7 separate regions of the Homo sapiens genome follow, and regions 1, 2, 3, 4, 6 and 7 are each linked to region 5. A link is a loop called in an ENCODE intact Hi-C map of the cell type or tissue named here. Cell type or tissue: endothelial cell of umbilical vein. All regions are shown on one strand. Region 1 has its middle 86 kb from the start of FASLG. Region 2 overlaps TNFSF4 (TNF superfamily member 4). Region 3 overlaps LOC105371618 (a long non-coding RNA gene). Region 4 overlaps TNFSF18 (TNF superfamily member 18). Region 5 has its middle 120 kb from the start of TNFSF18. Region 6 has its middle 190 kb from the start of TNFSF18. Region 7 overlaps TNFSF4 (TNF superfamily member 4).

What was found. A loop is a pair of places that touch in the nucleus more often than their neighbours do. Peaks named below come from ENCODE experiments on the same cell type or tissue, not always from the same donor. Only the 100,000 strongest peaks of a DNase experiment are listed, where the experiment ranks them.
Region 1: it touches region 5 in a loop (10-fold over the local background); 4 of 110 quality-filtered maps call a loop at or near these places.
Region 2: it touches region 5 in a loop (9-fold over the local background); 7 of 110 quality-filtered maps call a loop at or near these places.
Region 3: it touches region 5 in a loop (8-fold over the local background); 8 of 110 quality-filtered maps call a loop at or near these places.
Region 4: a loop joins it to region 5, with 5 times the contacts of the local background. A loop is called at or near these places in 5 of 110 quality-filtered maps.
Region 6: it touches region 5 in a loop (11-fold over the local background); 2 of 110 quality-filtered maps call a loop at or near these places.
Region 7: it touches region 5 in a loop (7-fold over the local background); 7 of 110 quality-filtered maps call a loop at or near these places.

What each region holds. Positions count from the first base shown.
Region 1 is chr1:172,743,394-172,747,393 of GRCh38, reverse strand. No RefSeq gene overlaps it. Among named protein-coding and RNA genes, the nearest start is that of FASLG, 86 kb to the right of the region's middle. In endothelial cell of umbilical vein, a CTCF peak has its summit at 2,260 (motif pointing left); DNase peaks (open chromatin) are centred at 883 and 2,233; H3K27ac peaks cover 2,079 bases.
Region 2 is chr1:173,200,971-173,204,970 of GRCh38, reverse strand. The region is part of intron 1 of TNFSF4 (TNF superfamily member 4); the gene reads left to right. Among named protein-coding and RNA genes, the nearest start is that of TNFSF4, 4.4 kb to the left of the region's middle. In endothelial cell of umbilical vein, a CTCF peak has its summit at 2,384 (motif pointing right); DNase peaks (open chromatin) are centred at 1,090 and 2,350; H3K4me3 peaks cover 1,550 bases; H3K27ac peaks cover 3,906 bases.
Region 3 is chr1:172,824,638-172,828,637 of GRCh38, reverse strand. LOC105371618 (a long non-coding RNA gene) reads left to right here. Exons shown (of 3, transcript XR_007066734.1): 3 at 3,449-3,513. Among named protein-coding and RNA genes, the nearest start is that of FASLG, 170 kb to the right of the region's middle. In endothelial cell of umbilical vein, a CTCF peak has its summit at 2,456; a DNase peak (open chromatin) is centred at 2,387; H3K27ac peaks cover 892 bases.
Region 4 is chr1:173,041,732-173,045,731 of GRCh38, reverse strand. It overlaps TNFSF18 (TNF superfamily member 18), which reads left to right. Exons shown (of 3, transcript NM_005092.4): 2 at 1,763-1,793. Among named protein-coding and RNA genes, the nearest start is that of TNFSF18, 7.2 kb to the left of the region's middle. In endothelial cell of umbilical vein, no CTCF peak of the experiment used is centred here; a DNase peak (open chromatin) is centred at 2,411; H3K27ac peaks cover 2,200 bases.
Region 5 is chr1:172,932,174-172,936,173 of GRCh38, reverse strand. No RefSeq gene overlaps it. Among named protein-coding and RNA genes, the nearest start is that of TNFSF18, 120 kb to the left of the region's middle. In endothelial cell of umbilical vein, no CTCF peak of the experiment used is centred here; DNase peaks (open chromatin) are centred at 483, 883 and 2,103; H3K27ac peaks cover 4,000 bases.
Region 6 is chr1:172,856,930-172,860,929 of GRCh38, reverse strand. No RefSeq gene overlaps it. Among named protein-coding and RNA genes, the nearest start is that of TNFSF18, 190 kb to the left of the region's middle. In endothelial cell of umbilical vein, no CTCF peak of the experiment used is centred here; a DNase peak (open chromatin) is centred at 1,539; H3K27ac peaks cover 2,659 bases.
Region 7 is chr1:173,188,396-173,192,395 of GRCh38, reverse strand. It overlaps TNFSF4 (TNF superfamily member 4), which reads left to right. Exons shown (of 3, transcript NM_003326.5): 2 at 3,827-3,875. Among named protein-coding and RNA genes, the nearest start is that of TNFSF4, 17 kb to the left of the region's middle. In endothelial cell of umbilical vein, no CTCF peak of the experiment used is centred here; DNase peaks (open chromatin) are centred at 1,155, 1,705 and 2,005; H3K27ac peaks cover 3,086 bases.

The DNA.
Region 1 (4,000 bases), 190 kb after region 5:
TGACAATAATTCTATTCGCGCTTTCTTGGACCCAGAGGGATTTAATTATTGAGGAAAGAAAGACAGTCTCCTTGATTGGAGGACAGCGGCACTCCTATGATTTGGATACCCAAGAGCAAAGTTAAATGGAGATTCTAGGGCAGACATGCAAGTGGGCTTGATCTCACTTATCTACTGTGATCTGACAGCAGTGGCTGTCAGGAGCATGGTGACGGGAAGTATCTTGAGGCTACATCCTGGCTAAGCAAGAAAAACATAAGACAATTAACAATGCTTGCAAGGATGCAGAAGTGGTGACAAGAGCCCATATTGGCTCTACATGTTATCATGAAAAAATTAACCAAATAAGACCACGAAGGAGAGTTAGATTACAAGAAACTCCTTATTCTGTATAGTGGCTATGTACAGCCTTAATTTTGATTCTCAATAGACCTGCTGAGATTTCTTAGGGCCTGGATGAATAGTCCAATATCACAAGCCATTAACATACATGAAAATTAAAGATGTAATACTAGCAAGTGATCCTCTTGGAAATGTCCCCATCAGGTTCCAGCTGACCAAATGTAAACTTATTTAAGTATGTTTGTAGATCTTGAGCTCTTAGCCACAAACATCACTTTAAATGATGAGTAAAAATAGATAAGTACTTCAAACATTGGCAAACACTCAAAGATTCAAAACCAAATGTTTCTTCCTAGTTTACCTTGTTTAAAAAGATGACACAAACTACTCCTAAAAACTAGTGACTGCCTACATTGGTAAACATTCTGGTCCTGGTGGCCTCTGGTGTTTCTTCCTTCTAGTCATGTTGTCCTTTTAAGCAAGGGTCACTCTTACTCCTCAGAGGAAAGTCAACATGACTCACTTTCAGAAACTGAAAGTACACCATGTCCACATAAGCAGTGCTGCTTACTGTATAACCGCAAAACCACATCAGAATAAGTCAGCTGCTCAGGAAGGAGAAGAAGGAGTGAGCTGAACAAACTCACCCCCATTCCAGATGGGGAGACTTTAAGAGTAGCCACAGGCTTCTTTGTTAAGCAGAGACTTAGATCAGAGGAGAAATGTCAGTGGCAGGCAGTGCAAGCAGGGTCCCTGGCTTCTGGTTACTGAATACATTGAAACAAGAGCCCACTCAAGGCCCCACTGTAAAGCCCTGAGGTTTTGGCTTCATCATCTCTTTCCTTTCCTTTGGTACATTCTTTCCCTAGTTTTCATCTCTCTCTGAACGTCAGGTGCTCTCTTGCCAAACCTCGTGTTAAGTGATTTTGGACAGGGTTTAAAGAAGTGGATCTTTTCTCTGAGTTAGATATTGTTAGGATCCCATGACTGGGTATCTTAATAATTCTTACCTAGAAGGTGTGAAGAATAAAACGAGACTGACTAAAGCATTCCTTGGTAAAGCAGCAGCAATCTCTTATATCAATAAGGATAGGGGCACACTGGTCATTTTTGTGGTCACTTTTAGACAACGCTCTTGGTTTCATCTGTGCTCAGACAGGATTATAGAGTGGATTTTATTTCTTTCTCTATTGTGATCACAGAGTGCCTTTTCTGATGTTGGCATTCTATGAAATTGTTTCTACTCAACAGGAGAACACTGGCCTAGCCATGAGTGCAGCACTAGCTTTAGCAACACCAAGGTCTAGCCTGTTCTCCATTCTTTCCTTGGGACAATCCACTCTTCCAAGTGACATAAACTAATCAGAAGAATTAATATCAGTTAACAAGAGTTAAGGGGCTGGGGAGGGGGGGTGTTCCGTACTTGCATTATAATAGTGACCTTTTAGAGAAAAGGCTGACCCCAGATAAACCATAATAGAGAAACTGGGTGGAAGAAAATAGATTCAGGAATTCTCCAATTAAACCATATAGGCAACCAGCTCCTCTGCCACCATATTAGCTGATCCTACATTTCATACCCACAGTTGAACTTCCAGGTAATCAACTAAATGAGGTCCATTCATGTTACCCTACTGTGCAGGCTTTTGGGATGGTTTGCCAACCACACTTCTAGAAGTCTCTCCTTTCATACAGAATCTCCTCTCATCTGGCAAGCTAGTCTCTTCTTGTTTTTCTGGTTTCTAAATGAATTCATATTGGAGCTTAACTTGCCAACCCTTATGAGTTGCTTTCAGAATGATCGCAACTGTTCTGAACAAGCCACCCTTTCTTGCTTGACTTCCCACTACTTTGGAGAGTGATTGTGAATCCTTGTGACTTCTCTTCACAGTACTCTTCTGCCACCTGGTGAAAGTTCGTAACACAACAAGACACTAGAGTTGCCATTCACTTTCAACTTCTACACACCCTGACACCAACACTAAGAAAACAGACACACTCACAGATGTCAGTCCATAAACACCTTGTAGGCATCTGATGCTCCCAGAAGAGGCCTGTCCACTAGGATTTCTGGGATGACCCCTCACCCATCTCTCCTTCTTCCGCCTCTCTGAAGGAAATAGCTGATTGAGAAGGATCCAGTTTTTTGCTAAGAGTTCACATTGAGACTGGAAAGGAAATGAGAATAAAAAGTATCTGGACTTCTGAAGGGGCCACAGTCAGCTCTGTGGGATAAGTGAAGCAGGAATTCCTGAGGACATCTTGCTGGTTCTCACCATCTTGTCTATAGTTCGTCCTAACAAATAAATCCGATGTCAACATTTATATCAAAGAAACAAGAAATAAATACCTATCTGTTTACCTCCTGTTTATATTAGGCCAGACATTTTACTTAATCTTCAGAATAGCTCTGTGAGATAATATATATAATTGTATAAATCTATGGGGTACAATATGATGTTTTCATCTATGTATACATTGTAGAAAGACTCAGTCAAGCTAATTAAAATATCGATCGCTTCACCAACTTATCATTTTTTGTAATGAGAACATTAAAAATCTATTCTTTTAGTAATTTTGAAATATATAATAACATATTATTAGCCACGGTCACCATGCAGTGTAATAGAACACTAAAATATATTTCTCTAATCTAACTTAAACTTTATACCCTTTGATCAACATCTTCCCTTTCCCAACACCTTCCAGAATATGTTAACACTCCCACTTCACAGAAAGAAAATGAAGGCATGGAGAGGCTAAGCAATGTGTCCAAAGTGACGTCCCTGGTTAGAGGAAGAGTTGAGGCTGAACCTCAGAGAGAAACGCCCTTGCAACTGCTGTACTTTTCTGACTCTTGCTATGCCACCTGGAGTACTGATCACTGGAGGAGAGAAAGAGGGAAAGAAACTCCCTACCTCCTTCCTGAGTCGACATTCTGTACCTCTTGGTACTGCATTTCTCAGGCACCCTAGTGCCCTTGGACCAGATTCCCAGCTTCCATGGCCTCAGGGAACATGGAATACTAATCATCCTTTTCCTTTGTCCTGGATAGTTGTAATAAGGAATCAGCAAGAGAAACTGAAAATCTAAATTCTCCTTCAGATCTAACTATTAAAAAATATGAAGCAATTAATAAAGTATGTATGTAGACATGTAAATAGAATAATAATATTTTAAATGTAACCTAAATGTTTGAAGGAACTTTTAAATAGATTTAAAAAGAAAATTAATTTTTAAAATCAAAATAATTTCTGAATCTTTTCTGCACACGAATGAACCTTTAGGGTCATGAAAAAGCTCAAACTGATGTATTTGAGATGTAAGAAGGACACCAGAAATGGAGTGCTTGCAACCCAGCCACCTGCCCTGACTGGCCAGCCTGGTGGCTCCTTCCTAGAGGAGAGATCAGGTAGGGCTCACTGGCATGGAGAAAAGCTGGTAAGTGTTGCTCTCTTAGGGAATCTCTGAACATAAGGAATGGGGAACAAGGAGAGGGGGAAAAAAGGAGGAACTCCTTCAAAGGACACTTTGGTCTGAGTGGCATCCATGGCAGAGACCATGAAAGGAACTCACAGATGACTCTCTGGAATAGAGATCACGAAGTGATGATGGTTCAAGAGCCAACTCCATTCCCATAGATGTGTTTTGATTGACT
Region 2 (4,000 bases), 270 kb before region 5:
AATAATGTTGGTGGCAGTGATAGCAGCAGTGTGTGTGTGTGTGTGTTTGTGTGTGTGTGTGTGTGTGTTTCTGTGTGTTTGAGAGAGAGAGAGAAACAGAGACAGAGAGATTGAGAGAGAACATTGTAGAGCAGCTGCTGACAAAGAGACATAGACTAGTAGCCATTTAAAACTCATCTACAATACTGTTTGGAAGTTTGATTGAGGGATCGGGTGGTGGTGGTGGTGGTGGTGTTGGTAGTGATGAGGCAAGTCAAACCTCTATTTTATAAGACATAATGTTACAGTGATGTGTATTGGAGGTGAAATAGAGCTGAAATGCTCACCATTTACCCAGTTAAATTGGACCTCTTTTATTGTGAGAGAAAGGTTTTTGGGAAATAATTGTGATTTTCCCTTTTATTTCTTAGATTTAATTTTTTAGCCTTATAAAATAATTGCCTACATGAATGGCTCTGTAAATACAGATATAGCTACCAAGCTCCATTTGGCCGTCAGCTTTCCTTTCAATCAAGTTTATTTAGTAGCCTCTGTTTTCTCATCACTGGGTTAGGTCTATCTACATGCAGGAAATGCAGAATATTTTGTTTTTAAGATGCTAGAAAAAAAGTTAGACCCTACCCACTCCTCATCTAATTTACTTTCCTCTTTGAGCCTTGATTTTTATAATCTGTATTATGAGAAAGTAGGATCAAATGATCAATAAGATGTCTTCCAGCTCAATATCTTATGAGTATATAGTTTATATATTCATAGAATGGATATAAGGATTTGAGAAATACAAAATGTGAGTTAGTATATTTGTGTTTAAGCTTATGGATTTCCTGGCTCCTAAGAAGGGATTGAGGGGAATCAAATTTGCACATATGTACTTTTCTATACTTAAGTTATATATTCTGTACATATCTAAATAACCTATTCTGGATTAGCAAAACACACTGTTTAGAAAAGGGAAAGAAGTGAATGCCCTGTAAGAATATTCATGACATAAGGTATATAATTCAGTGCTTCTGTCACCAAAACCAATACACACTGTTTGGATATTACATTGGGACATCCACTTAAATTGTCAGGCTTCCAGTCTTACCTGGAACTTCAGCTATGGAACAAAGGCAGAAAAAGCTGACCTATAAGGTGTGAGAAACCTCACTGAAACCATTGAAACTTGGCTTTTCCAAGATTCATATCACCTTTATCATCATGCTCAAAGACCTGAAGGCTTTTAGTGATTTTTTTCAGCAATTCCTACTTATCACTTTTTTTCAGTTCTTATCACTTTTTTTTCAGCTGGGAACAACAGAAGTAGAGATACTTAGAAAGTGAGTTGACCAGTTCTGTATCAGTGAAAGCTGGAATTAGAATTCACAGTTTCTTAATGAAGTTTCGGGCTACAACTTGGACCTTTCTTTGTATCATTTAATAAGAGAAAGAGGAGTTTGCCTGAAAAAAATATTGTTTCAGATTAGCTTAATTTAAATGTCTCCATGTCATTTAGAAAGTTTTTAGAAGTTCTTTTTTAACAATAGACCTGCAAATAAGATAATTTCAAAGGCATTTGAATTTGCTTTTCATAAGCAAATCTTTGAGAATTAAAAAATTAACATCTGAAGTTGACTTGGCTTGTCATAAGGCATTTTGAGGCTTCTAAAGGAGGTATTAAACATATAGAATCATTGAATTTGGGGGCAGGTATTAGATATAGTCTATTTACAGATAAGAAAACAGAAACCTAGAGAGGGTAGGTGAACCATTCGTGACCACTTAGCTGGTTAATTCACCAGAACTCCTGATTCCTACACTATGGTTCTTCTTATTATCAATGAAACCATCCTTACACAGATTTTTTTCCATTGAGTGTTTACTTGTGCTAGGTACCATTTGAGGCACTGGCGATATAAACATCCATTGGAGAAGGTTTTTGAACTATTTACACTCACAGTCAAGATGCAGGGTGGGGACAAAAGAGTGACATGCTCAAGGGACAATGGGAAGATGAGAGGAGGGAGGAGGGAGGGCTGCCTCAGCCTTCTGGGGAGTCAGGAAAACCTGCAGGAGGAGATAATGCTTCAGCTAATACTAGAAGGAGGAGGATAAATTATTTAAGCAGACAAGCGGATGGGAATTGGTGGGTAGGGGTAGAAGGCTTACTAGGCAGAACAGCAAGTTTTTCTGAATAGCTCAAGTTGAGTGTTCCTGTGGGAAAGTGGTGGAGATGAAGCTGAAAAGCTGGGGAGGTGGGGAGCAGTTCACAAAGGATCTTGTGAATCATGCTAAAGGAACACGCTTCATTCTCTCCTACGCCAAAGGAAATACAGGAAAAATTACCAACATTGTTACCTCTCCAAATTTTGCTTCTCTTGTGTAGTCTGTATTTTGGCAAATATAGAAAGTGAGTCTAATCTGAACAGCACTAGGGGGCACCACAGTAAAAGTAACGATTCTCTTGTGTCTGAAGACAGCTTATCCTCTTTTCCTGAAGAGTTGATTAGAAAACTTCTCAGGCAGTCAAGTGCTCATCCACAAATAAGAGAATGAACAATATCAGGGGCAGCTAATATTATTCACTATTTGCAGAGTGATGATATTTTCTAAATGAAGTGTTTAGATATATGTTTTGATCTGGGTATTCAAAATAGGACAGAATAATTTGGATGGGGATGATGCTGGAAAATATTGCACGTGTATGCACATATAGATCCAAATATACACACACAGAGGAGAGTTGGGAAACAAGCCAAAAGGCTCTAGGTATAGATCTAGGGATACAATCTCTCTGTTCCTCTTCTCTGACCTCAGCTGCTGGTTACTAGTACTGAGTAGACCCAGCCTTGTTTAGGGGCTGGCCACCTTGGCCTTCCACTTCTTCTTCTTCTTTTATATATATGTGTATGTGTGTGTGTATATATATATATGTATATATATATAGCAATTACTTCTCTCTCAAATGACAGCTTACCCCACTTCAGGGATTCTCCATTCATGGAAAATGAAAGTTAATCCTTTTGCATCATTTGGGTTAGAGGAGCTACATACAGTGTTGTTATTACTGTTTAATGAGGGAAAAATAACCCAGCTGAGTTGTAGGTGGAAAGGTTTATGTTTCCATAGTCACTAATGAAATACATGGTAGAGTTGGATTGAAACTGAATTTTCTACCATCCTATGCTTTGTATATTTCGTTTGTAATCACCCATGCTTTTGATAACCAATCTTTTCAAACAAAGGAATTAAAACATTTGCTTATACAAAGCTATAAAACATCATCTCAGATTTTGGAGGACTCATTGAAGTATAAAGGGAGTGCCCTGGGCCAGGAACCAGAATTTTTCAGTCCAGGCTTTTACCTCTTGACCCCAAGTAAATTTCTTGAAATTCCCTGGGCATCAGTTTAATCATTTCCAAGACTGGAATTTGGTTGTGGTGAGGATTAATTGATACACAGCTTTGTAAATGCTAAGATTATTATTATCATTATCCATGAACATGCTTCCGTTAACATACTGCTACTAAAATGTTGACTTTATAGTATGTGTGTGCACACATACACACACACTGTAACTCAAATCTCAGAAAGCATATCAAAGTTAATGTTAACCATAACTTCATGAACCTTGATTTCCCCAATGTAATTTTTAGGATTAAAAAATCCACCTTGGAAGAGTCCTATTATTTTTAAACATAGATTTCTAATTAAGATTTCATGGGTGCATTAGAGAGCAAAAGAATGAAGGGGAGAATTTATGAGGTTATGAAGTGTGATTAGGTTCAGTGTCTGCACGTGGTTCAGAGATCTAAAATTACGTACTCAGAGCACATGGCTTAGGCTATTTCCGTTTCTTCTTATTTTGATATATTTCATCCAATTCTCCAATGACTTGGCTACCAAATAAGGCAGGAAATTAGATTTATAAGAGGCATATCATCTGGTTCACTAATCTAGAAACATTGGGGAATATTCCTGGCATAACTAAAATCTTTTTTCAGTAGGCCTTTCATTCTG
Region 3 (4,000 bases), 110 kb after region 5:
TTTATAATTTCTCTCTCTACTAATTGTATCCCCAACTTTCTGCTGCTTTATCTAAAATGTCATGACTCTTCTCTCTCTATTATTATCACGTGCAATCAGTCTCTGTTAATTCTTCCTCCAGTGGCTCAAAAATCAACTCCTTTTTTTCACGCAGCTGCCATGCTGGTCTAAGGCCTCATCAAGTGGCACCTGTTTAATTAACCGCCATCAACTTTTATTGGCCTCACTGATTCCCATCTGTTTCTCACTTCAATTCATTTTGTACCCTGTGCTGAATTACTCTTCCTGCAGCATGGCTCTGAAAATGTCATTCCTCTGTTCAAGAATTTTGAGTGCTTCCTTCTGCTTATGGAAATAAGCCCCCAATTTGCCAGTCCCTCAGTAGAGATTTCTCATGAGCTGGATTCTCCCTATCCCAACTCATATTTCACTATTCCACTTCAGAAACACATTTAACATTGTTTCTGCACTATCCTCTGTACAAGCCTCCGTGCCTTTGCTCATCCAACTTTGATTATACCCCTCACTTCTCTCTATTAGTCCAAACTCTGTTAAACTAACTCTTCAGGGCACAGCTCAAGTCTTTTCCAGGAAGCTGGCCCCAGCTAAAACCACAGTTTAGTTTTCTTAGAACTGGAGTAGACTTCATAGAGCACCCTCAGGGACTCTAAGCCGCAAAAATATTAAATTCTATTCAACAAAAATTTATTGAATATTCATTATGCACTAAGCCCCAGACTAGGAACTGGGAACAAGAAAAACAAATAGATGTGATCTCTCTTTTTAAGGGACTCTTGCTTATTGGAGGGTACAAAATATATAAACATACAATTGCATTAAAAGCTGTCAAGTTCTAAGATGGAGATAAACACATGCTGTGAGAATGAGAAGGATGGGCATTTAGTCTAGCTGAGGATTCAAGGAAAGAGTCCTAGTTGAGACATCTTGTGATAAGAATGTTAAAGATGAGCAAGAGCTACCAAGACAAAAGTGGGAAAGAAATTTGAGACAAAGGGAACAAAATAAATGAATGCAGAGACATAAACAGTGGGAAGGAGGTGAGGAACTAGAAGCCTGGTAGCACTAGACTATAATGTTGTGAAACAAGAACTGGTGAGAGATGAGATGGGAAGTGACTGGAGAGACTAAGCCAGGCATTTGGGGTTTTGTAAACTATATTAAGAACTTTGTACTCTAATCTGTAAATGATGAAGAACCATTAAAAATGTTTACACAAGGAGGTTAAATGATTGGGTTTTGCTTTTAGAAAAAGTATGCTCCTTACGTTGTAGAGACCAGATTTAAGGGAAGCAAGTCAGGAGAAAGGAAACTACAGATTGCGATGTTCCAAGGAGAGGACAAGGACCTAAGTAAGGAAATCGTTATTGGGGATGAGCCTGAAAACAGATTTAAAAAATAGTTATGAGCTAAAACCATTAGACCTTGCTGATTGCCTAGATGTAGAAGGCCCAGGACAATGAGAAGTCTTACATAATTATTTAATCTCTGGTTTGGGCAACAAGATGGTTATGCCAGTAATTAAGCTAGAAATAAAGGAACCATTGGTGAACAGAGAACAACAATGAAGACAGTTCCAGGTATGTTGAGTTTGAGATTCTTCTGGGACATATCAAGCTAAAGATTACATATGAGTTCTAGGGTAAAGATTAAGTTTGACATTAGTTGTCATTCCAGTTATAAATGAAACAATGACAAGGATGAAATTCCTCAAGCAAAGTATGTAAAGAAATGGAGACTTTGGGGTAATGTTAGAAACCTGGGTTATTGTAGTTACTGGACACACAGAAGAGGAAGAGCCCCAAAAGACAAGAAAGAAATCACTCAAAGAAGCAAGAGGAATGCCAGGACAGATTGGAGTCAAGAAACTAAACCAGAGGGTTTTAAGATAGGGCGTAAGATACGGACTGAGAAAGCATCCTTGGGTTTCGCAATACAAAGTTCATTGGTGACCTTTAGAAGTGAGTCTAGGCTCCGAACCGTGATGTGTTGAAGTGTAAATGAATTACAGTCATGAATACAGTTTACTTAGCTGAAAACGAAAGGAGAAGAATTAGGGCACAGCTAGAGGCGATGCAAGGCCAAGAAATAGCTGACTGAGGCTAAAGGAATACAGATTGCAGAGGCACACAGTAAATGAGGGTCTTTATTTCATTACAAATATACAGTTTAATACTCAAAAATATCTTTCAAACACGAGGTCAGAAGGGAAATAAAGTTGCATGAATTGCCTTTGGTAGAGTTCTAACTACTTTGTGTACAGGAACATTATGTTTCTATTTTCACTGGGACCCAGAAGCACGCAGAGCTGCCTCCTCTCTTTCGTCACATGTCTCCTGAGATCCTTGAATAACTCAATTTTGGGATGTAATCATTTTGCTTTCAGGGAAGCTGAATACCATTTTTGTGAGGAATCATTCCACCACCATGTGGCTACTCTTGAGAATAGCATTTTTCTCAACTTCCTCCTAGAGCTAGCTACTGGGTTGAGTTCCCAGAGAAGGAGAATTCCACAGCTCAAAGAACTTTAGAAACCCTCTCTTTATTTTGCAGATAAGGAGAGCAAAGATAACTTGCCTAATTTTTCAAAATTTCCGTATATTTTAACTGGTTATGAATATTTTATACATTATGAGTGATTATATATATATAAAGCAGACAACAAAAAACACATACAAAATCTTTCCATGTTCATTCAAACCCAAGGACAACATCCCTGTCAGACTGTCTTAAGTAAAAAATATTGATGAAATGCAGCAATACACAGAGATCAGTGTTTCTAAACTAATCTTTAACAACAACATCCTGCCTTGAGGCTAACATGATGTTTTGTTTAAATTTAAGCCATTTCCAAAAAAAGTTTTAATTTCCGCAAGTTCAGATTGGTAAAATAGAAAGCATACCTACAGAGGATCAGTCCTTAGGTGATAATTAGAATGTGTTTATTATCTTAAGATATAAAACCCAGTTGTATAATATCTTTTGTCATTTTGCTTTTCTCTATCTTTTTTTGTGATAATAAAAATAACAGATGTCATTAAAGAAAATGTGAAGGTTTCAAGGGAAAAAGACATAAAAGTCACTAAAAGAGTTCATAACCCAATAGTATTTTAAAAAATTTTTTGGCACTTTTAATCCCTTATAACTGCTTTAAGTTAAAGAAATCAAGCTCACTATTTTATTTATCCCATTGAATTAGCTAAGAGTTAAAAAATGATTTCTTATATTTACAGAAGTTATTTCACTCTTCATATTAATCACACTTAATCAAAAAGTGTCACAAACTCTTAAGACTTTAAATAAATGTAAAACTGTTAAAACAGAGCAAAGTTGACAAGGTTTGGGCCACCTTTATGCAAGGTGGCATCTTCAGCCAGACTGTCCATATGTTCATTAATGCTGTCTTTAATTATTTCTAAAAATCTTTAAGGCATTGGCTGCTCCCTGCATCTTTAATCTGCTGGTCCAAAGATGCTTCTGGTGAATGGAAGTGCTCTAAATTAGCAAAACTAGAATAACCTAAGCTTTGAAATGTTTCAAATCAAGGCAATGGACTTCTTCTGAATAGTACAGTTGATCCTTGAACCATACAGGTTTGAACTGTGTGGGTCCACTTACAGAGAGATATTCTTCCACCTCTGCCACCCCTGAGCAAGATCAACTCCTCGGTCTCAGCCTACTTAACATGAAGACAATGAAGATGAAGATCTTTATGATGATCTAGTTCCACTTAATAAACAGTAAATATATTCTGTCTTCCTTATGATTTTCTTAATAACATTTTCTGTTCCCTAGCTTTATTGTAAGAATATAGCACGTAATACATATATTAATAACATATAAAATTCAAAACAGTACAAAATGGCTGTTTATGTTATAGTTAAGGCTTCCAGTCAACAGTAGGCTATTAATAGTTAAGTTTTTGGGGAGTCAAAAGTTAAATGCAGATTTGCAACTGCACAGGGTCAGGGGAGTTGGCACC
Region 4 (4,000 bases), 110 kb before region 5:
ATTTTACAGAAACATTTCCATCAAATGGAAATAGAAAAACGTGTTGTCATTTCTCTCACATTAAAACGTAACAACAACAACAACAACAACAACAACAAAAAACCTCTTTGATCTCTCATCCTCATCCAAACTCCACTCATTTTTTTCTGCTCTCCCTACAGCAAAATTCCTCCAACTTCTCTTGTCCCATTTACCCTTAAATTTATTTTAACTAAGCTTCTGCCCTCTTCACATATCACAGAAACTAATTTTGTCAAGAACTCCAGTGACTACCATGTTGCTCAATCTATCAGTCAATTCACTGTACTCTTCTTACTTGATCTATCAACAGCATTTGACACCAGCTGATCACTCGTCCTTCATGAAATACTTTCTTTTCTTGGCTTCCAAACATCAGACTCTCCTAGTTTCCTTTCAGACTCAGCTTTTCCTTTCTATTGTCCCTTGCTTGTTCTTTCTCATTCTCCGACCTCTAAACATCACAACGCCCCAGTGTTCCTCTCCATCTACACCCACTAACATGATGGCCTCATACAATCTCACAGCTTAAAACATCAACTATGAGCTTAAGACTCTTAAATGTATATCACCAGAGCTCCTTAAATTTCAGCCTGCTTGACACACTTACTTGGATTTATAATAAGCATCACAAACTAATATGTCCACAACCAAACTCATCATTGTTCCCCTCCCCATTTATTCCTCTTACATCTTATCCATTTTAGTGAATAACAACTTTATCTTTCCAATTATGCAGGCCTAAAATACTGGAGTCATCTTTGTTTCTTCTCATTCCCTACCCCATATCCATGTCAGGAACTTCTGTTGGCTCTATTTTCCAACCAAGTATCACCATCTACAGAGCTAGCACCTTGGTCAGAGACACCATGCTCTCTTGCCTAGATGAATGACTGTAATGATCTCTTAGCTAGTCTCACTACATTTGCCCTTGCCTCTGTTTAATTTGTTCCTAGCATAGCAGCCAGAGAAATCCTACAAAAGGAAAGTGTGCAACACGTTTAAGTTCAAAAAGTCTTTTAAGCACTTTGCCATTAGGAAACCAATAACCTTTGGGTGATACAAAAAATGTTTGTGGTTATGCCTGAATTTACTACAACGTATTTTTGAGCATTTAGCATTAACTACTTGTGTTTGTAAAATTAACCACACACTGATGGCATCTTGTAGCATGTGAACTGCCGTACATTGCAGTAGTCTGAAACTTGGAACTGTTTTTCAGGGTATCTCAGATACTGTATATGACATGTAGTTATCTGAATATTATACATGGGTGGTTTCATCAATCTGAGTTGTAAATATTTCTAGGGCTTAATTTACTGTTTTAAATAAAATAAACATAAATAGAAGCTTCACTATTTTCCTTTCACATGCCAACAGATCACCTTGTGCAGTCACTGGGGTGTGGAAACTGCTATTTTGTTGAAAAACTTTTAGAGCCCAAGGTTGGGGGGGGGGTCCGATATCAAATAGTTGTCCTGTAGGTATAGATTAGGTAATGGAATGAGATCTTGACCTTTGTCTAAAAGACCTAAAAGGGAAGCTAGGTAATAAAAGGTAAAGGATGGAGCCACTCAACTTTAAAGGGAGGCTGAGAGGGCTGAGACATGGTGAAGGGAAGGATTTTTTTTATGGTTATAGAACACTAGTTTGCTTCAGGAATTCAAAGCTCTAAATAAATCAATCAAAAAAATTAATGACACTGTCATCATCCTAATCAATTCATCTTTTATTTCCCCAACAGACTGCTAAGGAGCCCTGTATGGCTAAGTTTGGTGAGTAACCTATCTTGCATGTCTTTTACTTTTCTTAGTTTTTGATGCAAGAAGGCAGGTGTCAGTGATCTCAAGAAAACCTGTATTTTCTTTTATTCATTTCTGAGCTACTATGTATAATTACTTATCATGTACTGGGCAGTTGCCCAAGAGCTGAGGCTTTCAGAGGTAAACCAGGCAAAAGAAGCCCATGCCCTGATAAAGCTTATGTTGAAGGCTGCATCTCTGGCCAGGAATGAGCATCTCTCTTACTGGCCTATGAATCTGAGATCCGGGAATCTCCTTTTAATTCTGTGTTTTAATAAACACAACAAGTTTCAGATTTCTACAACCTTTCCTTAAAGTCTTTCTCATGTTTCACATATTGCTAATGTCCAATGGAGTATGTGAGAGAGTGCCATTGTTGTTTCTAAATGTATAGAAGAGCAATGAGAGTTGGAAAAGTGGCCACTTCCTCTACTATTTTCTCTTCTAAGCTTAGCTTCTGAGTCATTTTCCCTTGTGGTCACCTGATATTTGCTTAGAAAACACACCAGTTTACAGTTACACTGAGCCTTAGATTCTTAGAATACATGGAAAATTTCAGATAAATACATTTTTTTTAAAGTTGTTTATAGGTTTCAGGCCAAACATACATTTTCAGTTGAGAACAGACCATTTCTAGAGTTAACTCTGCAACCCCTGTGTTCCTATATAGTTTAAACCAGTAGGTTTCCTTGGCTTGTGGGAATTAGAAAATGTCCTTTTGCCTGTCTCTTTCTTTGTGTTTTGTTTTTGTTTTGCCCATAAGTGGAATGGAATGCATGGCATGTGTGAAATTATGCCTTGATGTGGTAAAAGTTGAGAAACTCAAGTGATGCTAAGGTGGTCTTTAAATGACCCCCTTTCACAGAATTAAATGGGAGAACCAATGACACTTCTTCCTGGTGACCTGCCTATTGCCTATTACATGTCAAGGAAGAAGAAATTTACTGGGCTCCGAGCTCATTGGCGATACTGGGTGGCTTTGTCTTTTGTTCTAGTGATCGCTCTTTCATTCTCCTCCAGAATCTACCTTCAGAGTCTTATATTAGTCATTCATATGAATGAGCATTGAAGTAAAAATGTTACCTCTTCCAGGGTGTTTCCTCATCAAGTTTTCTTTTTAATTATGGGACAAAGGACAAAAATTATGGAGAATTGCAGAACAGATAAGCATTCTGGGTGGTAAAAGCACCTCCCGGGGCTGTGAGATCACACTGCTGTGCAAAACCAAGTAATGTTAGGCAAACATCTAAGTTTCATATGTGCTAATGAAAATGAATGATTAGGTCTTTACCTTTTCTTTACCATTTGGGACAGTATTGCACTAGGGATCCTTATATTTAAATAGTCAAGTTATTTCTATTTATAAACTCATAAATTTACAATTAGCTATTTTTGGGGGATTTATTTAATGAATCCTAAGTAGGTCTTAAATGATATATACCTACAAACTGAGGAGAACAGCCATAATTTAGACACAAAGCACCTAATTCAGGAACATGGAAGTATCATTCAATCAATAAATATTTATGGAACATCTACCAGGTACCAGGGACTTTTTCAGGTGCTGAAAATACAAGAATGAACAAAATAGAGATATATTTGTCCTAAAAAATTTTACATTCAAAGTGATACAAGATGGACAATAAACAAATGAACAATTTAGTTTATAACATCCTAGACACTGACACACTTTATGAAGAAAACTCAAGCAAGGTAAAATGAGGGAATGATAGGAGAACACTTTTTAATATAGCATAATTAAGGAAAGCCACACTGATAAAGTGATAAACAGCCAGTGGTATTTACACCGAAAATGCCTGGAAAGGCATGGACTGCCAACCCTGGTTTTCAAAATTTTGGCTTGTGATTTCTTTCTCCATTAGTCTTTTCTTCTCCTTTCTTTTTCCCACAAATATTAATCAACAAGAGATGCGAAGTCACTTAAGTCATTTTTCTATTCCAAATTCTTTTCCTTAGAATTCTTGCTCCAAGCAAGAAATACTCTTTGGATTTGCAATTTCTCTAAAACAAGGAGTAGATAGGTACTTAAAATAGAAAAATTCTGCTTGAAGAGAACTAGTGTAGATCAGGTAAAGAAACAACATGTATGTGGTAAATAATTAACTACAATCTGGAAAAGGATGAAATAATGAAATAACTATGCTTTCATCTTTTTTATC
Region 5 (4,000 bases):
CTTGAGACTTCACATCCTTCATAATTGCATATTCCTCATCTCTCTTACGACCTCTCTCTCTCTACACATGTACATGTGCACATGTGTGCACATGCATGCACACACACACGCATGCATGTGCATGCATACACACACATTGTTCTGTTTCTCTGGAGAACTTTAACATACTCTCTCAGAACTTAACCTGTTTTTAAATCTGTTCATTTTTAGTAAGAATATCTGAGAAATAAAATCTCCATTCTTAAGAACTAGCATTGTTTTTTTAAAAGAGAATAAAGCATACAAGGAGGAAATACCTTCTTGCCAGTCTGTGATGTGTGTGTATGCACATGCGCGCGTGTGTGTGTGAAGGATTTGGTTTCTAAGGAATAAAGAAAGATAATAATGAGGAGTATCAACAGCAGATCTGTAAGTTATTTTATGGTATTTTATGATATTTCACATATTATTCAGATGCTGCTTTAATTTTTCAAGATCCTAGCTGGAAGAAGTATGAAAATGTGATTCCTGTTGAATGCCATCCAAGAGAAATAGACTCTGGCAGTATAGGGGCAGCAACTTTATGAAGAATTCCTTTGGTTATATGAAGAAAACAATAGAATTGCCATATTGTCAAGCAATTCTACTCTTAGTATATACTCAAGAGAAATGAAATCATATATTCACTAAAAATGTGCACACACTCATAGCAGCATTACCCAGAATAGCCAAAAAGTAGAAACAACTCAAGTGTCCATCAGCTGGTTAATGGATAAATAAAAATGTGGTATATCTATACAATGGAATATAACTTACTCTCAGAAAAGGAATGAAGTACTAACACAGGTTGCAACATGAATGATCCTTGAGAACATTATGCTAAGTGAAAGCAACCAGTCACAAAAGCACACATATTTATACAGCATTTCCATGATACTATTTATACAGCATTTTCGTAATAGGCAAATCATGGAGACAGGAAGTAAATTAGTGGTTGCTAGAGGTTGGAGGGGAGAATAGGAAATGGATTATTCAAGCATAGATTTCTTTTGAGAGTGATGAAAATATTCTGGAATTAGATAGTGATATCTGCAGTTATGTGAATATACTGAAAACTGTTGAACTGTACATTTTAAAATAGTGATTTTTATGGTATGTGAATCTCATTTAAAAAATCAAGAGCAGTGTAAATTATCCATTCTTTCCATGATAGAGCAGGACAAATGATGAATGTATATGTTGGCCAGTGGCATAAGTGCAATTTGAAGCTTCATAGCATGGTAATTTGTGGCTTACAGAATGCTCACATTCTTCAGTACCTTAAAATTGTTGATCCTAATGTGCTCCTCTTCTCTTTTCTTCTCATCCCCACTTTTATCCTCTACCATACATACAAGTCATTTCTAGTGTAAATTTTAGCTGTACATTTCCATGTTGCAGACATTACAATTTTCAACATGTTCAATGACTAGGCCCAGAAGAGGATGTCATCCAAGGCAATGTTTTCCAAAGTGGATCAAAATTACTGAGGAAGGGAGTCTTTTAAAAAATCAGCTTCCAGGACTATGCATAGAAGCAAGGAATTTACCTTGATCACGAGCATCGCAGGAGATGGATGCATAGGCACATCCACGTTTGGGAATCTGCTTCTAGAAATTGAGCAAGACTTAATGCGGGTTCTTTGCCTGTTCACTCAGTGATGACAATTATGGTTAAATAAACTTTCCTAGGCCTCTGAACTTATCATTGACTCTGTCTCCTTTGTAACTCTGCTCTCCTCTTCCCAGATGACTGGCCATCTGGATGCTGTAGTGTCAGGGGAAGTACACAAAGCAGCCTTCCCCATTCCGTGTGAGAAGACTGACATTCTCTGCACTTAAAGGCAAAGATGCTTGCATCAAATTTACCGAATAAGGCACAGACTCACTTCAGGACCCTGTGTCCCATTGTTCCTTCTATATTTGGAAGACTAAACTAAGAGAGTTCTGATAATGGACCAAGGGATACACCATCTATGACGTTATTATTAACACAAATGGGTTAAATAAGAGGAAAAATAATTTATCATCTGTGTCCCTCGCAGGCAAACAGGAAATCCTTCTGATAGTTATCTGGCCAGCATGACTCAGCATGGCTGTGACTCATCTTCCATTCCCTGGTGTATTTCTAATGTGTACCCATAGTGTGAGTCCATGGAGGCTGCCAGGTTTTTGTAATCCCTCTTCTACCCCTACCCTCAACCTCCCAGGCAGCCTGAGATCTGACAAAGAGAAGTTAAAAAACGCAAATATTCCAAATCAGTGACTGGAAAAAGTGATATCACAAGCGAAACAAGAATCCAGTCCATAGGCCAAGACTGCTATCTCTCTCTCTTTTTTTTTTTTTTTTTTGAGATAGAGTCTCGCTCTGTTGCCCAGGCTGGAATGCAGTGGCGCGATATTGGCTGACTGCAAGCTCCGCCTCCCGGGTTCACGCCATTCTCCTGAGTAGAGTAGCTGGGACTACAGGCGACCGCCACCACACCCAGCTAATTTTTTTGTATTTTTTTTAGTAGAGACGGGGTTTCACCGTGTTGGCCTGGATGGTCTCGAGCTCCTGACCTAGCTACCTGCCTGCCTCAGCCTCCCAAAGTGCTGGGATTACAGGGGTGAGCCACCACGCCCGGCCCAAGTCTGCTATCTCTATTCCAACAAGGTAAGAACCAATCTCCAAAACAGGCCTCTAAATGAAACTGATTTTTTCTTCTTAAGCAACCTACATCAAGACCAAAACCTAATTAATGACTTCTTAAATTCTATTTTTTTAATATATAAATCCCCCCAAACATTTAAAAATACCTTACTTTCTAGAGCCACTATCTAGGAGCCACTTCTGCTCTGGCTGTCCAGTTTCACCTGAGTTTCTCTTCCTGGCTGTGTTTTTCTGTTCTTAGGCTGGTGATGAATACCAACAGTAACCCTGAGAAGTTCACCTTTGTCCCTTCCACTCAGCCCACTGTGTGCCATACTGGGAACTGAAGAACTAGCCTCAGGGTAAAGAAAGCTAGTGATTGCAATCAAAATGAAGCAGAACATCACATAAGATTTGATTCCATGGGATTATCCCAGAACCCCACGTTCCTAGACCTGATACCATCTTCAAGCAGAAGGTGGAATTGACTTTCCCTATATTCCAACTTTTCAGCTGTAATTCCTCCTTTTGGCATGTGCCCCATTTAAGATGCCTTTGATGTTCAAGTTAACTTGGTTTTATATTTAGTAAGCATTGTACAAGTATAGCAAGCAGGAGTGTACTTTGATCATGACTGCCCATTTCTCACTGTCACTCCATTTCTGTAGATCAGTGATTTTCAAAGCATAGTTCTCAGACCTGTGACAACATCAGCACCTTGGAATATGTAGAAATGCAGATTCTTAGGCCCCACCTCACAAAACTCTGGGATGGAGTCTAGCAATCTGTGTTTTAATAAGTTTTTCAGGTCATTCTAATACATGCTAAAGCTTGAGAGCCCCTGCTCTGGTATCCATGAGATAGCAGTTTATGCCTTCTATTGTGAAGCTCAAAGCCAACCAGATAGTACAGAACCTCTAGGAGAAAGGCAGAGGATCTGAAGCTGATGTTGGGGCAAAACACAGAAGCCACCTTTAGGCTAAACAACTGTAGCAATATTGGCAGCATAAGCAGCAGAGGGCAGAAGGGGCTATGACCATTGAGTCTCCTTTTGCTGGGTTTCCCACTAACCTCTTTTGTCTCCTCTGTGTCCCTGGATTTTCTTTCAGTTGATCAGCACTTGGGAGTATACACATTCCTATTTGAACATTACTCCTTCCACAGACAGTGAGTGGCTCTCTTTCTCATCTTCCAAAATATGAACGTGTACACAGAGTTCGTAATTTTATTACATGGGAGCCAAATAAACAGAGCACAGTTCACGGAAAGAACAAAGAGTTTAGCTTGAGTCCTAGACACTTTTAAATGATCAAAATATATTTATTTATTCTATGAGTTCAGTATGATGGTA
Region 6 (4,000 bases), 75 kb after region 5:
GTGCCCGCCACCACACTCGGCTAATTTTTTGTATTTTTAGTAGAGACGGGGTTTCACTGTGTTAACCAGGATGGTCTCGATTTCCTGACCTCGTGATCCACCGCCTTGGCTTCCCAAAGTGCTGGGATTACAGGCGTGAGCCACCACACCCGGCCTTGTCTTTTTTTATTTCTAATTTGATTTCATTGTGATCAGAGGACACACTGTATAATTTCAATTCTTTTAAATTTGTTGAGTTTTTCTGTTTTTTAATTTTAGGATCAAGATATAGTCGATCTTGGTGTGTGTTTCTTTGGAATTTGCAAAGAGTTCTGCTGCTGTTGGATGAATTGTTCTATAAATGTCAATTATATTTTGTTAGATGCTGTTGTTTAATTCTATAGTCTTGCTTTTTTTGTCTAGTTTTCAGTTTTGACAGACTTGTGTTGAAGTTTACAACTATAATTGTGGATTTGTCTAGTTATTTTCAGTTTTTGCTTCAAATATTTTACTTCTCTGTTGCTTGGTGCATTTACATTTAATATTGCTCTGTCTTCTTCATGGAGTCATCCCCTAATTATATAATCTCTCTGTTTTGCAATTTTCTTTGCTCTTGAATCTAAATTATTTGATAGTAATATAGCCACTTGTTTCTTTTGATTAATGTTTGTAAGATACCTTTTCTACCATTTTAATTTTCAACCTGCCTATATCATTATATTTTAAGTGAGTTTCTTGTAGACAACATATAGTTTTCATAATTTTTAGTGTACTGTGCAATCTCTGACTTGCAATTGGTATAGTTAGACTACATTTAAGGTAATTATTGATATATTAAGACTTAAATCTACCACTTAATTTTTGTTTTCTGCTTTGCATTTCTGTTATTTCTTTGTTTTCTTTCTCTTGTCTTCGTCTGGTATGCTAGAGAAGTTTTTACATTTCCTCTTTGATTAGCTTTAGAGTTTTTAATTATATCTTTTATATAGTTTTTTTTAGTGGTTTCTTTAGGTATTATGTTTACATACATAACTTATCACAGTCCACTGTCATAGTCATTTTACCAGTTGAAATAAAGTGCCCCTTTATCCTCCCCTGTTAATAATGTAATTTCCTTAAATATTTCTTCTACATATGAAGCCAGTTATAAAATATAATTTTTCCTTCAACTATCAAACATAATAGAAAAAACTCTAGGAGAATTAAAACCTAATATATTTACCCATATTTTTGTTTACTGTGTTCTTTCTTCCTTCTTGATGTTCTGAGATTCCTTCTTGTACTGTTTCTTTGTCTATAAAGGGGCAGGTAATAAACATTTTAGTCTCAGTGGGCTGTGGGTGAGTATCTTTTGTAACTACTCAATCCAACAGTTGTAGTGTGAAAACAGCCTGAAGCAATATTAAACAAATAGGTTTTGCTGTGTTCCAATAAAAATTTACAAAACAGGCAGCAGACCAGACTGACCCCTGTCTAAACAAGAGCATTTTCCATAATCACTTCACCTTTTTTTTTAAATGCTGATGCAACCTTAGATTCAAACAATGTGGAATTTAGCTTAAACATACAAACTGGAAACCTAATCTATGACTGTATTTCCTAATGTAATGTGCAATTACTGATTCCTTTGGCATGAGTTCTATAACCACATAATCATCTTTTATAAGCAGTTTCTTTGTTGTAGTACTGGGAGCCTTATCTCTGACAGCAAACTTGTGTTTTCTTTTTTTATTTTTTGAGACAGAGTCTTGCTCTGTCACCCATGCTGGAATGCAGTGGCGCGATCTCAGCTCACTGCAAGCTCTGCCTCCCAGGTTCACGCCATTCTCCTGCCTCAGCCTCCCAAGTAGCTGGGACTACAGGCACCCGCCACCACACCCGGCTAATTTTTTTGTATTTTTTAGTAGAGACGGGGTTTCACTGTGTTAGCCAGGATGGTCTCGATCTTCTGACCTTATGATCCGCCCACCTCGGCCTCCCAAAGTGCTGGGATTACAGGTGTGAGCCACCACGCCTGGCCCAAACTTGTGTTTTCTTAATTTAATCTTGTCATGATATGAGATTTCCTGCCTTAAATATACTTATTAACTATTATGTTAGATTTTTTAAGTTTTAAGTGGGCTGGCATTTTTAAAAATACATTTTTCAATATTTGGTTAAAATTATACTTTTTTATATATACTCATTTTGATATTAAATTGTATAATTAGTAATTTCAAAATTAAAATGACCAAATATCATAGAAATCGTATTGTCATCACCAATTGTTGTACTCTATCAAATTGTTGCAACTGATAGAACTCTTTTTTAAAAAAAATTATTCTTGGGGTACAATGCTTGAAAAAGCATGACATGGTACATAGAAATAGACATATAAAGCCAGGAGTGGGGAAACTTGTGTTTTTGAAAGCTGTAAATATTTAGGCTGATTTCCCAAAGAGGAATTCAGAATTATTTAGGGGGAGAGAACTTATTTTGTCTTTAGAAATACTTTAATAAGCCTTTACTTAATGTAAAATTAGACCTGGTGTTTAGTCTGAAAGAGAAAGATAGCTCAAAGGCAGAGCTATATTTCTTTGTTTAATAAACAGAATTTTGGCATTCTCTCCTGGCTAGACACTGGGGGAAAGGAGACTAAAATGAGGCCCGAGCAAAGAGCGTGTGGTGGGCAGTCCTGAGAGAAACAGTGGTTTGGAGCCACCTAAGGCCTAAACAAGAAAAGCAACCAGTGACAAATTTGCTATGTTGTGGATTGCGAAGGAATGTTAAGAAAATAATATGTCTAATATTGCATTTGTCTGTTGTCTCTGCATTGTGTTGTAATCCCACCATGATATTCCCAAACATACAGCATAGGTCAATTAAACACAATAGCCTTTTGGCAGTGAGGGGGATATGTTCATGCCTATCTATGGGATGAAGGGGTGAAGGGAGAGAGGAGCAGCCAGGAAAGGTAAGGTGAGAGAGGACCAGAGCCAGGGACTGGGAGCAGGAATACAGACCTTGTGGCATCCAGGTGGGACTGGTTCCCCTCCTACTTCCCTGACCTTTCTTTCTCAATCTCACCTGTGCTGGCTCCTCCTCATTTCCTAAACTATAAACATGAACTCTAAACCTCTTTTCTTCAGACCTGGTTATATTCATCTCCAAGGCCAGAACTTTTCAAAATGTGGCCTTGCAACCCATTAGTGCATTGTAAAGTCAATTTAGAAGAATGTGACCTGTATTTTTGATGAAATAAATTAAATATAACTGAAAATGTCAGAGTATAATATATGTGGTAAAGGTTGGCTTTTCTCATGAAACTTTTGAATCAGAGTGTATGTGTATCTGTGTGTTGGGGGTGGCAGGATGGAAGAATGTGTTTACCATGTTGTAATGTGACATGCGTAAATTTATTCTGTGGCTTGTGGTCCATAAAGTTTAAAAAAGCACAGCATTAGGTGATCTCATCCAGTGTGATGGTTTTACATACCACCTCTATGCCATGATTCGTAAATACAAATCTACATCTTCAGTGGAACTTAATTGCTAAATTCAACTCACCTACCCAGCTATTTAGTTGATACTGCAATTTGGATGTCCATCAGGTATTTCAAACCAGCATGACCAAATCTGAATACCTGGGTCCCCACATGCATGCCCTACCTGCTCTTCCTGCAGTCTTTCTCATCTCAGAATATGGGAACTTTACCTTTCTGGTTCCTCAGGCCAAAAACTTTGCAGTCATCTTTAACTTTCTCTCTTTCTCTCTCTCTCTCCCTGTCTCCCTCCCTCCCTCCCTCTCCCTCCTTCTCCCTATCACCTTCTCTCCTTCTCTCTCTCTCTCTCTCCCCCTCTTTCTCATAGCCTACATTCAGTGCTCCATCATATTCTGTAAGCTCAAACTGTTGCATGTGTTACCATTTGTAACATTTACCATTTGTCGTTACCTCCACAGTCACCACTCTAGTTTAGTTGCGCTCGTATTATTCTAATAGCTTCCTTCTTCTTCACTTGCCTATCTTCAGCCTATTTTCAA
Region 7 (4,000 bases), 260 kb before region 5:
TCATTTCTTTTTAGTGCTGCATAATGTTCCATTGTATGGTTGTATCAGTTTATTTATCCATTCACCTACTGAAGGACGTTTTGGCTGCTTCCAAGTTTTGACAATTATGAACAAAGCTGCTATAAACATCTTTGTGAATGAGTGACTTTAAATACTTGTATGGGAATACAGAGACTGAAACTCAAGGATTTGATTTAGGCCTTGAAGATGGTAAGATTTTAATGGGCAGAGACAGATGGAGGGACATGCTGGAGGCAGTGGTGTGATCTTGGCTCACTGCAACCTCTGTCTCCTGGGTTCAAGCGATTCTTGTGCTTCAGCCTCCCCAGTGGCTAAGATTACAGGTGCATACCACCACGCCTTGCTAATTTTTGTATTTTTTGTAGAGACAGGCTTTTGCCATGTTGGCCAGGCTGGTCTCAAACTCCTGATCTCATGTGATCTGCCTGCCTCGGCCTCCCAAAGTGCTGGGATTACAAGCGTCAGCCACTGCATCTGGCCTACATTTTTAAAATGCTTACCACGTACCATGTGCTGGCAAACTGCTGGATGCTTTAAGTTATCCTATCTAAACTTGGTGTTCATCTTCTGGAAAGTTCCGCTCACAGTATTATGTCTTATTTTCACATGTATAAAGGCTAAAGCGAAGAAATGCTATAACTTTTCCAAATTCAAAGAACCAGAGAAGTCACAGTTTGAACTAAATCTGACTCCAAAGTCTATGCTCTTTGTGCCATCCTACCAGGCTGCCTACCCAAGTGCAAGGAGATCAGAACAAATAGTTGGCTGGATCATTAGACACAGAAAGGATATATGTGGCAATAAAGCTTGACAATGAGGTTGGAGCCAGGCTCTTCAGAGCTTTGACTTGGGCACTGTGGGGGTGTCTCTGGGCACTGGGGTAGTCAGCATGAGGTCATCAGGTATGGAGGATGAGGGGGAAGATGGTTGGAAGGCCAACAAATAAGAAGAAGGACCATCTTTTTCTACTTCACAACATTGCCTAAACTTGATGTTAGTAAGAGACTTCTGAGGATATGCAAACTTCTACCCCTATGTGACCTTCAGGAGAAGGAACAGGATACCTGAGTCTGGAGTTCCAGTAGGTCAGCTTCCTCCAGGTTGATCTACTGGAAGTCTAGACTCCAACACGGAGGAAGTCACATGTGCTTTACTCACTCACTGCCTGTCAGCATCATCGTCCCAGAGAATGTCTGTTTGGTCACTGCCACCCTTACTTCATCAGGGCACCTCAAAAAGTTGGAACATTCCTTAAGTTGCAGGATATTTTTGGAGATCTTTGCAAAGTCAGTCAAAATAATCAAATCACAAGGGCTTTTAGATCAGGGAGTGAAAGTAAATTTGGGAATGAGGAAGCTTTATGTTTTTTTCTCTTTTATTAAATTAAACTTAAAGTCACAACTTCTAAAATCTAAATCATGGAAAGCTAGTGCTGAAAGGAATGCCCCTGATCTTCTAGTGACTTTTAAAGATGAGAAACTGCCATCTAAGGAGATTATGAAACTTGCTTAAGTTGGCACAGTGCCTGCCTGCCTGGCATTAGCACTCTGTCACTGCACGCTGAGGCCTGTGCTGTTTGTGCTACTCCACAGAGGGCTTCTTTCTAACTTTAGCACGTGGCAATTCATGCTGGCACTTAGCCCAGAGAGCAGTGGAAACATTTATTTACCCAGGAAACTATGGTCATTGGGTCATTTGCCTTCTGACAGGTTTTCTTCCAGAGCATTGCCCTTAAGCACGAAGGGCACTAATTAGCTATCACACCACGAAGAGTACAGAGAAGGGGGAGAGCTAAAGACTCCTGCTTCTACCCAAGTCAGTGCCTCTCTCCATGTGCTCAGCACATTGAACTCATATTGTTCCTGCAGCCCAGTCCCTGGCAGGGCTCAGAATGACTCTCCATTCTTCCTATGCTGCCTGTTGGTTTTAGCTGGTAAGGCTTGTGATTATACTTGTAATAGAAGTAGGGAATTCCTCGTCTGTGTGGGCAGGTGCCAATGGAATATGCTTGACTGAAGCTACCAGTGTGCCAGGAGAGTGGGAAACAGGAATTCCCCTACCCAGGGCATAAAAACAAATCCGTCTTCACATTTTTGATTAGGACGTCATGCCAAAATAAGCTTGTGGGAAGAGCCGTTGTTCTTGGCAGGCATAATAGGCTTTTATTTTTTTGAGATGGAGTCTCCCTATGTCCCTCAGGATGGAGCGTAGTGGGGCGATCTTGGCCCCCTCCCAGGTTTCAGTGATTCTCCTGCCTCAACCTCCCAAGAAGCTGGGATTACAGGCATGTGCCACCATGCCTGGATAATTTTTTTTTTTTTTTTTTAAGCAGAGATGGGGTTTCACCATGTTGGCCAGGCTGATCTCGAACTCCTGACCTCAGCTGATCTGCCTGCCTCAGCCTCCCAAAGTGCTGGGATTACAGGCATGAGCCACCGTGCCCAGCAGACATTTTTTTCTACTTTCTTTTTTAGTAGATAAGACAAACAAATGGCACAAAACTTTTTAAAAAATTAGACCATGAAAAGTAGAGGTCAATCCTACTCCTGACCTCAGGCTTCCAATTTTTTTCTCCAGGGACAACATTTGCAACTAGTGTCTTGTGTATTCTTTCAGATACATTAATGTATTGTATATTCTTTCAATGCCCACACAGGTGTTATTATTATTATTTAACACAAATGGCAATATATTTTATGTATAATTCTGCACCCCCCCCAACTTTTTTTTACTTAAGAGATCTCGGAGTTGGTTCCATATTGAGCTTATTTGTTCTTTTAACCACAAAAGTACTGTAAAAGTTTTATCTATCAGGTTTCCTGTCTTCACTGTTTTACTTCTCTTTTAGCAATTGAATACTGACTTAATTCAAGTTAGGTTTTTAAAGCTGTTGAAGAGAAAGATCCAATGTTTAAAAAAGCTACACCAAATATATTGAGCTCTGTAGGATTGGGACAGTTTTTATTGCCTTTGTCCCCTGAAAATAGGATGCTTTTACTCCTGCGTTAAAGTGAAAGACCAGACATGCAGGAAGCTTCCAGAACTCCCTCCCAGTGCATTCTGGGAGTCTGTGGCCATGATGGATTGATTGAACCAGCATTCTCCATGAGGGAATCTCTATGACTGAATAGGTTTCTTAACAATATGACTATAGTGCTACGTTATCCAAAATGGGAAATTGGGGCACAGTGAGACAAAACAGTATACCAAAGAAGAGTTTGGCAGAAATGCGGACAGATCTCAGACGCTTGCATGAAGGAGCACAATAGTCCTAATTTATCTTAAGAGATATTATGGAAAAGCAAGGGGGAAGGTGGAAGTCTAGGTCCAATCTTCATAGAAAAAGTCAGGGCCGGGCATGGCGACTCATGCCTGTAATCCCAGCACTTTGGGAGGCTGGGTGAGAGGATTGCTTGAGGTCAAGAGTTTGAGACCAGCCTGGGCAATATGGCAGAACCCCATCTCTACCCCCTCAAAAACCCCAAAAAACAAAAATTAATCAGGTGTGGTGGTGCGTGCCTATAGTCCCAGCTACTCAGGAGGCTGAGGTGGGGGAATCACTGAGCCCAGGGAGGCGGAGGCTGCAGGGAGCCGTGATTGTGTCACTGCACTCCAGCCTGGGTGTCAGAGTGAGACCCTGACTCAAAACAACAACAACAACAACAACAAAAAAGTCAAGTCTTCTGTTGTTTTTGTTTTCTCTACAGGCTACTGCATTTCTGCTTCACTGTTCCATTAAATATGACTTGCGAATTTCATTTGTTCATGTTTTTTTCCTAAGAATATGTCTTTCTTCCTCCCTCAGGTATCACATCGGTATCCTCGAATTCAAAGTATCAAAGTACAATTTACCGGTAAGTATTGTCAAAAGTTTAATTGATTCATATTTTTGAAAGAATCTTCTCTTCAGTCTCTTAATTTCCTCTAGAACACAAGATCTCTTCTTTTCCTAAGGGAAGGAATTAAATTCCAATTAAAT